2 separate regions of the Homo sapiens genome follow, and region 1 is linked to region 2. The links are chromatin loops, found by intact Hi-C in ENCODE. Cell type or tissue: endothelial cell of umbilical vein. All regions are shown on one strand. Each heading gives the region's core, and the rest is flanking DNA. Links, peaks and the distances in the headings are about the cores only.

Region 1 (5,392 bases), core at 53-5,052, 74 kb before region 2:
CTAAAACTGTAGGAGTTTCATATTTCCATCAAGGCAGCTCAGGTCCCTAGAGCATGATGTTTACCCTTACATTTTCCTAGGTGTATGGGCTCTTTACGTCTTTGGTCTCTTTGCAAACGCCCTCCTTCGACTGAGCTCTAGAAAGTACTCTGTCCTGGGCTGAGCGCAGTGGCTCAAGCCTGTAATCCCAGCACTTTGGGAGGCCAAGGCGGGCAGATCACGAGGTCAGGAGTTCAAGACCAGCCTGGCCAACATGGTGAAACCCCGTCTCTACTAAAAATACAAAAATTAGCCAGGCATGATGGCGGGCTCCTGTAATCCCAACTACTAGGGAGGCTGAGGCAGAAGAATCCCTTGATCCTGGGAGGTAGAGGTTGCAGTGAGTTGAGATGGTGCCACTGCACTCCAGCCTGGACGAAAGAGTGAAAACTCCCTCCCAAAAAAAAAAAAAAAAAAAAAAATACTATGTACTTGTTCCTTTGGGCAAGATGTTGGCAGTTTTCTGCAGAAGCGTGGTCAAGCACATTAGCTGGACTGTCTTGGTCGAGGTTTGAAGGCAATGCCATTTGCTTGGGCAAGTTACATGGACTCTCTGCAGTTCATTTGCCTCATCATCCTCCAACTTAATGAAGGTAATGACAGTATCTACCTCAAGGATTACTTTGGGGATTCAGAGTTATTACCAAAAATGTTTAAGGCCCTGCCCGACTCATTGTTTATGCTCAGTTAATGTTAGCTATCTCCATGCTTTTCAGTCAATATATTGCATTGTGTTTGGAAGTCTTCATATCTAGTTTCATACCTGACACAGACTTGCTTAACTTCTGCCCTGGAATCTTTTTGCTATCCCTGTCTTACTGTCTTTAATAGAGCCTTTCTTATTTGATACTTATTTATATACTTGCCTTCGTTCGTTTTTTAGACAAATTTTATTTTCATATTTGTTGAATTAAACCAGACACAGCTTCTACACTTATGGGGTTTCCTTTCTGGGAGAATGGGGCTGGTGACAATTAATGCAGAAAACTTCTATTGGAGATAGACATGCAAAAACACTCAGAGATAGAGTTGAGGAATTTGTAGTCATTAGAGGAGAGAGATGTTAGTTTTGGCTGGGATTGGAGTTAAATGGAGAGAAAATAAAGGAAGACTTTCTGGAGGAGGAGGGTTTTGATCTGGAACCTGCACGCTCATTAGAATTTGAATTCGACCTGGCAGAAAGGGGAAAAGACTTCCCAGGCTGAGTGAAGTTTTGGAGCTGCACATTTTATTTTATTTTTCATATTTGTTTCCTGCTGCCCTCTGGCCACCATTCAGACCGTTTGGAGGCCTGTTATTGTAGGTGGGACCTAAGTTCCAGCACCAGTAGATGTGTGAGTGAGGCTTTTATAGTATTGATGTCTTGTATTTAAAATGAACAGAGGAAGAAGCCCTGGAGTCCATTCTAATAAATGTATTTCAAAGGGGGCTTTCTTCTTTTGTCTGAGTGAGAGGCAGGAATAGGAATGACAGAGGCAGCAAGTGTTGGATGTCTGTAGAAGAATCATAGAGTTCTCTTTAGAGCACTAAACAGAGGGCTAATAAAGGGCTATTGAGTCCTCCTTATGTTTTTTTCCTCTCTCAGATGAGTTTTAAGGGTAATAGAAGCGCTTTTTTTTTTTTTTCTGGTGACCTCTTAATCTTACTTTTCTCTCTTTATCTCTTCCTTTTCCTAGAAGCTAATATTAAAACCACTCTTGTCCTCTGCCATTAAAAATAAATCTGGGTAGGTTTCAGCAAGAGAGTATTTCCTAGAATGCATTATATTCTGGGCAGTAGAAGTGTATGTTTAAATACTTTTCCTGTAGAAGGTCATTATGACAACAGAGGATGCCACCAGCAACCCTGCAGTATGTGGTGAATGTGTTTCCACGCTGTGTCTGTCTCGCCTCTGCTCTCTGCCATGTCAAGCTGATTTTAAGTTTACCGTCACTTTTAGTATGTGACTTGATGAGGCACCATAATGTGTGTGTTGCTGGCCAAACATTACATGTCATGACTGTAGAATCATGAGACTGGAGTTTTAGCCTAGACCTTAGAACACGTACCTGCAAGAGGTAGTTATTCGAGCAGCAGTCTTTGTGAGACTGGAATTCAGGCACAGGGAACACTTGTTCCTAAGTTGCTGCCCCGTTGCTCAAAACATCTTGGTAATGTCTTTCTTTCTTTCTTTTCTTCTTCTTTTTTTTTTTTTTTACTCTGTTGAATGTTATCTTTTATTTTGTTTTTATTAAAAAATCAATTTCCAGCTTTATCAGGATATAATTGACGAAACAAAAGTTATGTATAGTTAAGGTATACAACATATTTTGAGGTACATTGCATTGTGAAATGATTACCCTAGTCAAGCTAATTAACATAGGCATCACCTCACAGTTACCTTTCTGTGTATGTGGTGAGAACGTTTAAGATTTACTCTATTAGCAAATTTCAAGTGTACAATACAGTATTAACTACAGCCACCGCACTGTGTATTAAATCTCCAGAATTATTCATTTGGTATCACTGGATCTCCCTTTGACCAAGAACCAAGATCTCCTCATTCCCCTGGTCCCGGTAGCCATCATTTTGCTCTGCTTCTATGTGTTTGACTTTTTTAATTTGCACATATCAGTGAGGTCACGCAGTGTTTGTTTTTCTGTGCCTGGCTTAGTTCCTTAAGCAACATTTCCTCCAGATTCATCCATCTTCTCGTAAATGACAGGATTTCCTTCTTTGTTAAGGCTGAATAACATTCCACGTGGTAATACACCGCATTTTCTTTATTCACTCTTCAAATGATGGACATTTAGATCGATTCCACATCCTGGCTATTGTGAATAACGCAGCAGTGAACATGGGAGTGCAGGTGTCTCCTTGAGACACTGATTTTGCCTTAGAGGGGATTCTGGGGCTGGGCTCCGTGGTGAAGGGCACTCTCTTTCCCTCACCTGGAGGTTATGTCAGCGGTGTGCTGGGGGTTGTACAGGTCATGTTAAGCTGTCCTTCCTGCCTTCCTCAATGCGTCATTTCTTATTTCTATGTTCCACCCAGGTGCTGCACTCTCGCCTGAATTCCTTAACGTGTGTGAGGTATTTTGGTGTGTGGCTAGTTGTTTAGAAGTTTCTGAGAGGGAATGAGTGCTGGAAACTCTATTTTGTCATTTGCCAATGTAACCCCACATTGGAATTGTCTTCAGAGATAATGAAGAGCCACTGCTAAAATCACAGACTCATGAGATGTGAAAGCGGGGAATCTGTTTAGCTCACATGCGTGTGAGAAAGCTGAGACCCTGAGACAAATATTGGCCTGTGCTGCAGGCTTTCAGTTAGACAGGGACAGCATCAGTTCTCATTCCCTTGTTAGCTCTATGCCTGATGTCTTCTCACTGTTTTGCTGCATTATAAAGAATTGATTTTTTTTTTTTTTGAGACAGAGTCTCGCTCTGTCGCCCAGGCTGGAGTGCAGTGGTGCGATCTCGCCTCACTGCAAGCTCCGCCTCCTGGGTTCAAGTCATTCTCCTGCCTCAGCCTCCCGAATAGGTGGGACTACAGGCACCCGCCACCATGCCCGGCTAATTTTTTGTATTTTTAGTAGAGACGGGGTTTCACCATGTTAGCCAGGATGGTCTCGATCTCCTGACCTCATGATCCACCCACCTTGGCCTCCCAAAGTGCTGGGATTACAGGCGTGAGCCACTGCACCTGGCCAGAAAGTTGATTCTTAGTTAAGCCTATGAATAGTTAGAAAAAAAAAAGAGAAGAGAGAAAGTTCCCCTTAGCATGGCCTATTATCACAGGGTATGTTTGTAGCAGAGGGAGAACCCAGTCCTTATAGAGTGGGTTATGGCTTCTTCTACATTCCAAGAAAATCTCAAGAAGTAGAAATCACTCTGAGTGTCAAATATTTTAGTTGCCTATTGTCACATCTATTATAAAATAGATCTGGTATAGATAAAAATAGAGTTAAACATACTAGTTAATAGATATATCTGGTGTGGATAAAAATAGAATTTAGCATACTAGTTAATATATAAATATGATGTCGATAAAAATAGAGTTAAATGTACAAGTTCCTAATTGGATTGTAGAACTTAACATTCAGGAGTAAGGATGCTGTCAAGTCTAAAGCTATGCCCTTATCCTAGTCAGTTGTTATATTCATGGCAGCCTTTTCTAAAATGTGCTCCATGAAATACTAGATTCATAAATGGTCAAATCACTGTGGGACTCTTGCTATTATTTCCACCCATTGTGGAGATTCTTGATGCATCCCCAACAAGTTTAACTCTGAGAAGTCGAACAGGCAAAAGCAATAAGCACAACTTTCTTTTCTCTTATGTTAGATTCAGGTTTTGTCCAATTTATTTTATAATGGAACCATTTTGTGGATGATTTCCCAGACTTGTGTTCTGTGGAACATTCTTTGGATAGCATGACTTTATTGTTAAAATTCTTAAGGTTCACATCTGTCATCTTATAATAATCTTGTGTGAAATATAAAGTCATTTGGGCTAAACTGTAGACCTCCATCTGCCCTCCCTTCCCCACAGGAGAAATTACAGGTTTATTTAAGGATCAAACAGTTTTGAAATGAAATGTTGTTAGGAGGGGGAAATAAAAACCTTTCAGAGCTTAATAATTGTAGAAAGAAGACAGTGTTATACCGGCCAAACCAATTTTGTGAATTAGCACTTTAACTCAGAGAGTTGTTCCTGAAAATAGCTTGTTTTTAAGCAAAACTTTGTTGGCTTCTGGTGGTACACTTTTTCACCATCAAAGGCACAAATATGGGTGATTTTAAACTGTGGCATACTTTTTTTGCATTCAAAACCAGGGCTTGTGGAAGAAACAACACCCTTTTTTAACTTTTCAGAAACAGTTGGCTTGACCATCATGGCTTTTTTTTTTTCCCCTATGTCTTTAGGATATTAGCTTTTCGTTAAGCTGGAAGGGTCCTCAGAGATCTTGTCCAAGCCCACCCTTGACAGATGAAGAAATAGAGGGCCAGAAGGCTTTAGTAATCTTTCCAAGTCTTTTTATTAGTTACTGACAAAATCAGAACTAAAGTCAAGGTCTCTTACTTACCTGTCATTTACCTGTTCAATGCCTCTTTTGTTTGTACACTCTGTTAAAAAGAAAGAGGTTAACTGTTTCTTTTGGTTATAACTGTTATACTACAAACACACACACACTCTCACACACACACACACACACACACACACACACACACACAGAGAGAGAGAGAGAGAGAGAGAGAGAGAACAGATGAAAGCCATGATTAGGAACATTTTATGCTCAAGGTGAGAAGACCCTCTATAGGACCTCGAATGTCTTCTTTTCTAAAGAACTTCATCTACCTCGGGTCAGTCCTT
Region 2 (5,392 bases), core at 119-5,118:
TTAAGATGATGATCTTTTATGTGAGCAACTTTCCTAAATAACACTTGATGCTGCTGATAAATGAGACTTAGGTACAGTGCTTTTTCTGTAGGATTCAGGCCTAAATGGATCTAGGAGGATACTAGAGCTTCCGTTCCAAAGTACGTGCATTTGAATGATATGCTAAGTAATGCCTTGTGTATCCTTCAACAGGAAAAGTTCCTGCTATTAGGATAATTTGATATGCACTTGATGTTTGCTAATATGTTTCAATCACATAAATCCTTCTTGGATATTTTTGTTCTTTGTGGACTTCAGGTAAGTTTAAAGATATTCCACACACTTAAATATGTACACAAATGACTTTATAACAAGAAAGCAAATTTGTTTAAAAAACAAACCTACAATTCTGTCTCTCTAACACATCAACTCCATTTTCTCTGTACTCTTTTAGTCTTTGCCAATATATGTTTATAGTTTTCATAATATGTAACTAAAGATAGACATAATTTTGCATTTTTTTCACTTAATACTACAGAATAAGAATTCCCCACCATCATATTTAGCAATGGCATTATAGTTCTTGAAGTAAGCATCCCAGAATTTATTGAACTATTGCCATATTACTGGTCGTTTGTGTTATTTCACTGCTTTAAGTGTTTTTATGTTAGAGAACATAATGAAGGTCTTCATGGGTATAGCTTTTTGAGAAGCTAGACATGTTGAAGAAATTGGGAGCATGCTATTACTAGCTTCTATGAATTGGTATTTACTATGTATCCCTTTAATTAAATTCCATTCTGCAGTAAGTGTGATAGCTTTGCCGAAGCACTTGGGGGCCAAAAGGACATTTGTAACTGGTTAAGTTGGAAGATATTTATTTGTATAAGGTGGGTAGGGACAGGATGGACAGGCTATTTTTCTTGGCCACACTCACTGAATTTAAATAGGCAATGGAGATAAATCAGTTGTGGCCCAACTAGACTGCCTGGATATAATATCCTTTTGGACTGGATCATGTCGTTTCATTGCAGTCAGGATGGCTAAGCATGGTGATGGATCATAACTGACCAAACAGACAGGTTGGTTAGAATGTATGACCAGTCATAGCTGTGTAACTGAGGAACTGATTATATTCCTGTGACTAATGAAAAAGCCCAATCTTAGAGTAGCTGTGGTAATTATAATGAGAATACTAGTAAAACATTTTAAGGTGTTGTGTTCCAGACACTATTCCATGCATTACACACACACACACACACACACACACACACACACACACACACACACAGTCTCATTTAATCCTCATAATATTATGAGGTAGTGCTATTATTAATATCCATTTTCTGGATGAGGAAACTGAGGCCCCAACCAGTGAAATAACTTGCTTTGAGTCCCATATTAAGTAGTACTACCCAGGCAACCTGGCCCCAGAGCTTACTTACACGTGTAGTAACTACACTGTTCTTCCCATTTATGAGGTGATTAAACTATGGAGGCAGGCATGGCATACCTGCAGAACAGGACTAGAATCTCATAGGTTTTTGAACTTATTAGGCAGACCTAAGGTTTTTTACACTTCCTGAGGCTATAGAACAGAACTAATCTCTTAGCCTTAATGTCACTATAACGTAAAAACCACGTGAAGAGAATTACGATGGTGAGCAGAGGATAGGACACTTATTATAGTTGTTACCTCATTTATTTAATTCTTTGTTTCTTAGAGAATAAGATTCTGGTACATAGCAGGTTCCCATTAAATACCTATTGATTTAAAGTTTAAAACAAGGAATAATGGCTAAATGAATCATTGAATGCATATGTCTATTTCTTGGAGGTCTAATCATGTTTTCAAAACTTTGGCTCAACTGTAGTTAGTGCAGAGTATGTATGGTCATTCTGCTAGAGCAAAATCTTAGTATAGGATTAAAGAACTCTGCAAATTGTTAAAACATGCAGGTACACTAGTTTCAAAATGTATTAGTTTGATTTATTATTGTCATTTTCTGATAAAGAAAGGGGAGTAGTCTCCCCTAAAGTTTGGTGATTAAGTCACCAGCCACCTTTTCTATTTTGGTTGTTGTGGTAATTGGTGTTTCCTGGAAATTTTCCCTCTGTTCTATTAATAATGTTAAAGGGGGTTACAGCCGTGACTCACTCCAGGAAGTCAACCATCATTCGCTTCCTCAATCTCACCAACCAGTCCCCATGTACAAAATCAGCGACTTCTGCAAATGAGTTACTTTACAGCTCTCAAGAGAGTTCTAGAAAATACAGCTTTTGTATTTCGCTGTGTGCTTCCTGCCTTGGCAGAGAGTAAAACAAACCTTCATGTTTTGCTCCTTGGTAGTCTCGAGATAATTGACCAGTTAGGTAACTAGTGTAGTCTCACTCAAGAGAAATCCCACTTGCTGTCTAACAAAAGTCCCTTGGCACTCAGATTTGCAAAGTTAAACCTGGGGACAGTTCATGAAGTCCAGTGGAGTCTATACTTCTTTTATACCTGGCTTTATGTTTCTGTATTCATTATTTTGCTCAATGTTTAATTAAGTAATGAATATTTTAACTTGTTCAACATATAACTCCGTATGTCTTAGCACTGCTGTGTAGTAGATACCATCATAGGCACTGAGGATGCAGTACAGACATGGTAGCTGCCCTTGGGAACCTTCTATCCTAGTTATTGTTCACTATATTACCAAGTTAACCACAGGGAAAACAAGTTCAGAGAATACATAGGCTGTGGGCCTGTCCTAAAGGAATCAATCTGTAACCGACATGTCTAAAGTTGTGCAGGATAGGATTATTCCACTTAATTCTGTAATTTGTTTTGTCTGGAATTTATCTCATCTATGCCCCCACCCTCACTCATACACATAAACATGGAGATGGAACTTAACTGTGCATTCTCGTGGTACTTAAATTTTTGTACCTTGGATTATCAAAATTTTTGTTCATGTCCTAGCTTCTCTGCAAGTTCTTTGGTTAAAACCAGTGTGTGACACATCTCTGGATCAGAAATGTCTTCCTTTCTACCTTTCACCTTCCCCAACCTTCCTGGTCTCCTAGCACAGTGCCAGATGAATGACAGCTGTTTAGTATGTTTGGTAAATGCTAACTGTGTGTGATCTTAGAAAAGTTAGTGAACTTTGCTGATTTTCAGTGTCCTCTTTCGTAAAAAAGAGAATAATAACCATTTCTACTTCCTAGGTTGTTGTCAAGGTTAAGTATTATATTTAAAGTTTTTTTTTAGTAGTGACTAGCACTTAGTAAGCACTTACTGAATGTTATCATTAATAAATGATCTTACAAAGCAGTAGCATTTCCTTCTAGGATTTTTTTGTAGTCCTTCATGATTGATAGAGAAGAGACATGCAGTCTAGGATTTCACATCAGCTTTTTAAATATAGGAAACCAGATGTAAATATGCTGCTTCGGTTATTTACATCTGACATTCTTGCATGCTTGCTGACAAAACATTAAGTAAAAATTATGCTACTCTTTCCCTTAGATGTCAATTCATGGTCACATTAAAGTCACAAGATTTTTCCTGAAACTTACTGCTGGTACCAATTTTACCATAGGTTATCTTAATTAGTATCATCACACAGTGGTGCAGTTTGACCTTTGGGGTTTGATTCCAGTCCTTTGTTTATTCTGACTGTGAATGGAGGAGTCAGGCAGAATGACCTTTACATATCTTTACCTCCTTCTCCCATCTTCTGCTGGCATAGAAAACTTTGCATAAAGAAAGGCAACAGAGCAACTGCAAAATTGCTGGGATTAAAAAGAAAATTGTATGATAATGAGAAATCCAGTGTACTCTCTCTCCCTTAATATGTGTGTGTGTGTGTGTGTGTGCGCCTGTATACATCAGATATATGGATTGATGCAGTGTACTCTCTCTCCCTTAATATGTGTGTGTGTGTGTGTGTGCGTGCCTGTATACATCAGATATATGGATTGATTTCTTTTTGTTTATAAAAAATATTCACTTTTCAAAATGTATTTATACTATGCTATCATTGAATTCTTACATATCAACCCTTTGTGGTTGACACTGCAGAGATGATGAGCTCCATTTTATAAAGATGGGGCAGTTTTATCTCAACAACTAGTGTGTTCTAGATCAAGGACTGATTCCAGATTCTCAAAGTCCTACAACAGTAATCTTCACCATGCTGTGTGTATGCGTGCGTATGTGTTTATCAGAATATATTAGAAGATAATTTGCAAGCAGGGATTGGTTAAAGTTGAATGTTTATGTATTCTTTTGTAGTGTTGCTTACGTTTTAAATAAAAATAAAACTGCAGTGGATGTGCATTTGTCATCATTTAGAGGCCTTCAGACCCCAATTCGTAGTTTCTTCACAGTTGCCTCTATTTTCTGATTACTAGTCCCTGGAAGGTACAGTGTCAGAGTTGAAGGGATGTTCTCAAATCCCCCTAAAGTTTTCCATTGCAATACTCATTACAGTTTCTTTTTTTCTTTTCTTTTCTTTTTTTTTTTTTTTTTTTTTTTTTTTTTGAGATGGAGTCTCGCTCTGTCGCCCAGGCTGGAGTGCAGTGGTGTGATCTCGGCTCACTGCAAGCTCTGCCTCCCAGGTTCACGCCATTCTCCCACCTCAGCCTCCTGAGTAGTTGGTACTACAGGCGCCCGCCACCACGCCCGGCTAATTTTGTTTTTGTATTTTTAGTAGAGACGGGGTTTCACCGTGTTAGCCAGGATGGTCTCCATCTCCTGACCTCATGATCCGCCCACCTCGGCCTCCCAAGTGCTGGGATTACAGGCGTGAGCCACCGCGCCCGGCCGCAATACTCATTACAGTTTCTAATTGCGTATGTGTGTAAAAGAACATATAACTTCCTCACAGACTCAGCTGTACACTCTACAGGGGCATCATTGTATCTTAGGGGTCTAGCCTAATGGCTGGTGGGCACTAGGTGCTTAGCAATAACTATTGAATGAATGAATGAAAAAATGAATAAGTGAATTCAACACAACTTTTATTTATTTATTTTTATTATTATACTTTAAGTTCTAGGGTACATGTGCACAACGTGCAGGTTTGTTACATAGGTATACATGTGCCATGTTGGTTTGCTGCACCCATCAACTCGTCATTTACGTTAGGTATTTCTCCTAACGCTATCCCTCCCCCAGCCCCACACACCCCAAGAGGCCCTGGTGTGTGATGTTCCCTTCCCCGTGTCCGTGTGTTCTCATTGTTCAACTCCCACTTGTGAGTGAGAACATGCGGTCAACATAACTTTTAAAATCCAGAATGTCAGTACTAAAAGGAGCCTTTTAAGTATTAGAATTCAACTTAATGAAATGTTGCTACGTATTTTCTCTGTTCTCATCACTGACGTAGCTGCTTTGGAGCATCTATATCTGATATTTAGATAGTGG

The links. Hi-C counts contacts between places; a loop is a spot of excess contacts. Peaks named below come from ENCODE experiments on the same cell type or tissue, not always from the same donor. Only the 100,000 strongest peaks of a DNase experiment are listed, where the experiment ranks them.
Region 1: a loop joins it to region 2, with 6 times the contacts of the local background. A loop is called at or near these places in 3 of 110 quality-filtered maps.

What each region holds. Positions count from the first base shown.
Region 1 is chr3:188,363,468-188,368,859 of GRCh38, forward strand. All of the region lies in intron 3 of LPP (LIM domain containing preferred translocation partner in lipoma), which reads left to right. Among named protein-coding and RNA genes, the nearest start is that of FLJ42393, 190 kb to the left of the region's middle. In endothelial cell of umbilical vein, for the core only: no CTCF peak of the experiment used is centred there; DNase peaks (open chromatin) are centred at 1,984 and 2,704; H3K27ac peaks cover 1,695 bases.
Region 2 is chr3:188,437,132-188,442,523 of GRCh38, forward strand. The region is part of intron 4 of LPP (LIM domain containing preferred translocation partner in lipoma); the gene reads left to right. Among named protein-coding and RNA genes, the nearest start is that of LPP-AS1, 130 kb to the right of the region's middle. In endothelial cell of umbilical vein, for the core only: no CTCF peak of the experiment used is centred there; a DNase peak (open chromatin) is centred at 2,140; H3K27ac peaks cover 1,766 bases.